Linked DNA regions of Homo sapiens: region 2 is linked to region 1. Evidence: chromatin loops called from intact Hi-C (ENCODE). Cell type or tissue: HCT116. All regions are shown on one strand. Region 1 overlaps WDHD1 (WD repeat and HMG-box DNA binding protein 1). Region 2 overlaps GCH1 (GTP cyclohydrolase 1).

Region 1 (2,500 bases):
TCATTTACATTAGGTATATCTCCTAATGCTATCCCTCCCTACTTCCCCCACCCCACAACAGGCCCAAGTGTGTGATGTTCCCCTTCCTGTGTCCAAGCGTTCTCATTGTTCAGTTCTCACCTATGAGTGAGAACATGCGGTGTTTGGTTTTTTGTCCTTGAGATAGTTTGCTGAGAATGATGGTTCCCAGTTTCATCCATGTCCCTACAAAGGACATGAATTCATCCTTTTTTATGGCTGTATAGTATTCCATGGTGTATATGTGCCACATTTTCTTAATCTAGTCTATCATTGATGAACATTTAGGTTGGTTCCAAGTCTTTGCTATTGTGAATAGTGCCACAATAAACATACGTGTGCATGTGTTTTTATAGCAGCATGATTTATAATCCTTTGGGTATATACCCAGTAATGGGATTGCTGGGTCAAATGGTATTTCTAGTTCTAGATCCTTGAGGAATCGCCACACCGCCTTCCACAATGGTTGAACTAGTTTACAGTCCCACCAACAGTGTAAAAGTGTTCCTATTTCTCCACATCCTCTCCAGCACCTGTTGTTTCCTGACATTTTAATGATTGCCATTCTAACTGGTGTGAGATGGTTTCTCACTGTGGTTTTGATTTGCATTTCTCTGATGGCCAGTGATGATGAGCATTTTTTCATGTGTCTGTTGGCTGCATAAATGTCTTCTTTTGAGAAGTGTCTGCTCATATCCTTCGCCCACTTTTTGATTGGGTTTGTTTTTTTCTTGTAAATTTGTTTGAGTTCTTTGTAGATTCTGGATATTAGCCCTTTGTCAGATGGGTAGATTGCAAAATTTTTTCCCGTTCTGTAGGTTGCCTGTTCACTCTGATGGTAGTTTCTTTTGCTGTGCAGAAGCTCTTTAGTTTAATTAGATCCCATCTGTCAATTTTGGCTTTTGTTGCCATTGCTTTTGGTGTTTTAGACATGAAGTCCTTGCACATTCCTATATCCTGAATGGTATTGCCTAGGTTTTCTTCTGGGGTTTTTATGGTTTTAGATCTAACATTTAAGTCTTTAATCCATCTGGAATTAATTTTTGTATAAGATGTGAGGAATGGATCCAGTTTCAGCTTTCTACATATGGCTAGGCAGTTTTCCCAGCACCATTTATTAAATAGGGAATCCTTTCCCCATTTCTTGTTTTTGTCATGTTTGTCAAAGATCAGATGGTTGTAGATGTGTGGTATTATTTCTGAGGGCTCTGTTCTGTTCCATTGGTCTGTATCTCTGTTTTGGTACCAGTACTGTGCTGTTTTGTATAGTTTGAAGTCAGGTAGCGTGATGCCTCCAGCTTTGTTCCTTTGGCTTATGAGTGACTTGGCAATGCGGGCTCTTTTTTGGTTCCATATGAACTTTAAAGTAGTTTTTTCCAATTCTGTGAAGAAAGTCATTGATAGCTTGATGGGGATGGCATTGAATCTATAAATTGCCTTGGACAGGATGGCCGTTTTCACGATAGTGATTCTTCCTATCCATGAGCGTGGAATGTTCTTCCGTTTGTTTGTGTCCTCTTTTATTTCATTGAGCAGTGGTTTGTAGTTCTCTTTGAAGAGGTCCTTCACATCCCTTGTAAGTTGGATTCCTAGGTATTTTATTCTCTTTGAAGCAATTGTGAATGGGAGTTCACTCATGATTTGGCTCTCTGTTTGTCTGTTATTGGTGTATAAGAATGCTTGCGATTTTTGCACATTGATTTTGTATCCTGAGACTTTGCTGAAGTTCCCTATCAGCTTAAGGAGATTTTGGGCTGAGACGACGGGGTTTTCTAAATATACAATCATGTCATCTGCAAACAGGTACAATTTGACTTCCTCTTTTCCTAATTGAATACCCTTTATTTCTTTCTCCTGCCTGATTGCCCTGGCCAGAACTTCCAACACTATGTTGAACAGAAGTGGTGAGAGAGGGCATCCCTGTCTTGTGCCAGTTTTCAAAGGGAATGCTTCCAGTTTTTGCCCATTCAGTATGATATTGGCTGTGGGTTTGTCATAAATAGCTCTTATTATTTTGAGATACATCCCATCAATACCTAATTTATTGAGAGTTTTTTAGCATGAAGCGTTGTTGAATTTTGTCACAGGCCTTTTCTGCATCTATTGAGATAACCATGTGGTTTTAGTCTTTGGTTCTGTTTATATGCTGGATTACGTTTATTTATTTGCGAATGTTGAACTAGCCTTGCATCCCAGAGATGAAGCCCACTTGATAAGTTTTTTGAAGTGCTGCTGGATTTGGTTTGCCAGTATTTTACTGAGGATTTTTGCATCGATGTTCATCAGGGATATTGGTCTAAAATTCTCTTTTTTTGTTGTGTGTCTGCCAGGCTTTGGTATCAGGATGATGCTGGCCTCATAAAATGAGTTAGGGAGGATTCCCTCTTTTTCTATTGATTGGAATAGTTTCAGAAGGAATGGTAACAGCTCCTCCTTGTACCTCTGGTAGAATTTGGCTGTGAATCCATCTGGTCCTGGACTT
Region 2 (2,500 bases), 83 kb after region 1:
GGTCTTTGATGATGGTGATGTACAGATGGGATTTTGGTGTGGATGTCTTTTTTGTTTGTTAGTTTTCCTTCTAACAGTCAGGACCCTCAGCTGCCGGTCTGTTGGAGTTTGCTGGAGGTCCACTCCAGACCCTGTTTGCCTGGGTATTAGCAGCGGAGGCTGCAGAACAGTGGATATTGGTGAACAGCAAATGTTGCTGCCTGATCGTTCCTCTGGAAGTTTTGTCTCAGAGGAGTACCCGGCTGTGTGAGGTGTCAGTCTGCCCCTCCTTGGGGGTGCCTCCCAGTTAGGCTACTCGGGGGTCAGGGACCCACTTTAGGAGGCAGTCTGTCCATTCTCAGATCTCAGGCTGCATGCTGGGAGAACCACTGCTGTCTTCCAAGCTGTCAGACAGGGACTTTTAAGTCTGCAGAAGTTTCTGCTGCCTTTTGTTCGGCTATGCCGTGCCCCCAGAGGTGGAGTCTACGGAGGCAGGCAGGGCTCCTTGAGCTGCGGTGGGCTCCACCCAGTTCAAGCTTCCCAGCCGCTTTGTTTACCTACTCAAGCCTCGGCAATGGCGGGTGCCCCTCCCCCAGCCTCGCTGCCGCCTTGCAGTTTGATCTCAGACTGCTGTGCTAGCAATGAGCGAGGATCTGTGGGAGTAGGACCCTCCGAGCCAAGCGCAGGATATTATCTCCTGGTGTGCCGTTTGCTAAGATCGTTGGAAAAGTGCAGTATTAGGGTGGGAGTGACCTGATTTTCCAGGTGCCATCTGTCACCGCTTTCTTTGACTAGGAAAGGGAATTCCCTGACCCCTTGTGCTTCCCGGGTGAGGTGACGCCTCGCCCTGCTTTGGCTCACTGGGTGCGCTGCACCCCCTGTCCTGCACCCACTGTCCGACACTCCCCAGTGAGATGAACCCGATACCTCAGTTAGAAATGCAGAAATCACCCGTCTTATGCGTTGCTCACACTGGGAGCTGTAGACTGGAGCTGTCCCTATTCGGCCATCTTGGCTCCACCCCCACCCTTTTTTTTTTTTTTTTTTTTTTTTTGGTAAAAACAGAGTCTGGCTAGGTTGGGCAGTCTGGTCTTGAACTCTTGGCCTCTAGCAATGTTCTCACCTTCGCCTCCCAAAGTGCTAGAATTACAGATGTGAGCCACCGCACCCAGCCTAAAAATTATGTTTGAAGTTAGCTTTATTAAGGTGTCACTTATCTTATGTAAAATTTACCTACTTTACATGTACAATGTGAATTTTAACAAACGTATGCAGTTATATAGCCACCCATACAGTGAAGATAGGAACTATTTCCATCACCCAAAAAAGTTTCTTTCTTTCCTTTTGCAGTGAAGTTCTCTCTCCTACCTCTCTGGCCCTGGTAAACCACCTGTCTGCCTTCTATCACTATAGTTTTGCCTTTTCTAGAACATAGGTAGTCTCTTCTGTGTATGGATGTCTTCTTTCACATTGTAGTGTACTTTGGAGACTCAAACCATGTTATTACATGTATCAGTAATTCATTCCATCTTCTTGCTGAGTGTACTCCATTGTTTATATGTTCCAGTTGAGGGACATTGTCCTTTTGCTTTTTAGAAAACTTTTTATTGGGCCAGGCACGGTGGCTCACGCCTGTAATCCCAGCACTTTGGGAGGCTGAGGCAGGTGGGTCACCTGAGGTCGGGAGTTCCAGACCAGTCTGACCAACATGGAGAAACCCGATCCCTACTAAAAATACAAAATTAGCTGGGCGTGGTGGTATGTGTCTATAATCCCAGCTACTCAGGAGGCTGAGGCAGGAGAATTACTTGAACCTGGGAGGCAGAGGTTGCAGTGAGCTGAGATTGTGCCATTGCACTCCAGCCTGGGCAACAAGGGCAAAACTTCGTTTCAAAAAGAAAGTTTTTATTTTGAAACAATTTTAGACTGACTTACAGAATAATTATAAAGATAGTAGAGAGAGTTTTCATATACCCTTTCCCCAGTTTCTCCTGATGTTTAACATCTCACATGGCCATGGTACAATTATCAACATTTAAGAAATTAATACTGGCTGGGCATGGTGGCTCACGCCTGTAATCTCAGCACTTTGGGGGGCCAAGGCTGGCAGATCACGAGGTCAGGAGTTCGAGACCAGCCTGGCCAACATAGTGAAACCCCGTCTCTACTAAAAATACAAAAAAATTAGCTGAGTTTGGTGGCACGTGCCTGTAGTCCCAGCTACTCGGGAGGCTGAGGCAGGAGAATCGCTTGAACCCGGGAGGCGAAGGTTGCAGTGAGCCGAGACCACGCCATTGCACTCCAGCCTGGGTGACAGAGTGAGACTTCATCTCAAAAAAGAAATTAATATTGGAGCCAGGTGGTGGTGCATGCCTGTAGTCCCAGCTACTTGGGAGACCAAGGTGGGAGGATGGCTTGAGCCGTGGAGTTTAAGACTAGCTTGAGCAATATATCAAGATCCCATCTCTAAAATAATAATAATAATAATAAGGCCAGGTACGGTGGCTCACGCCCATAATCC

Evidence for each region. Peaks named below come from ENCODE experiments on the same cell type or tissue, not always from the same donor. Only the 100,000 strongest peaks of a DNase experiment are listed, where the experiment ranks them.
Region 2: it touches region 1 in a loop (7-fold over the local background); 1 of 110 quality-filtered maps calls a loop at or near these places.

What each region holds. Positions count from the first base shown.
Region 1 is chr14:54,951,527-54,954,026 of GRCh38, reverse strand. The region is part of intron 24 of WDHD1 (WD repeat and HMG-box DNA binding protein 1); the gene reads left to right. Among named protein-coding and RNA genes, the nearest start is that of GCH1, 50 kb to the right of the region's middle. In HCT116, no CTCF peak of the experiment used is centred here; no DNase peak of the experiment used is centred here.
Region 2 is chr14:54,868,869-54,871,368 of GRCh38, reverse strand. All of the region lies in intron 1 of GCH1 (GTP cyclohydrolase 1), which reads left to right. Among named protein-coding and RNA genes, the nearest start is that of MIR4308, 8.1 kb to the left of the region's middle. RefSeq lists an enhancer at 58-663. In HCT116, no CTCF peak of the experiment used is centred here; a DNase peak (open chromatin) is centred at 983; H3K4me3 peaks cover 1,362 bases; H3K27ac peaks cover 879 bases.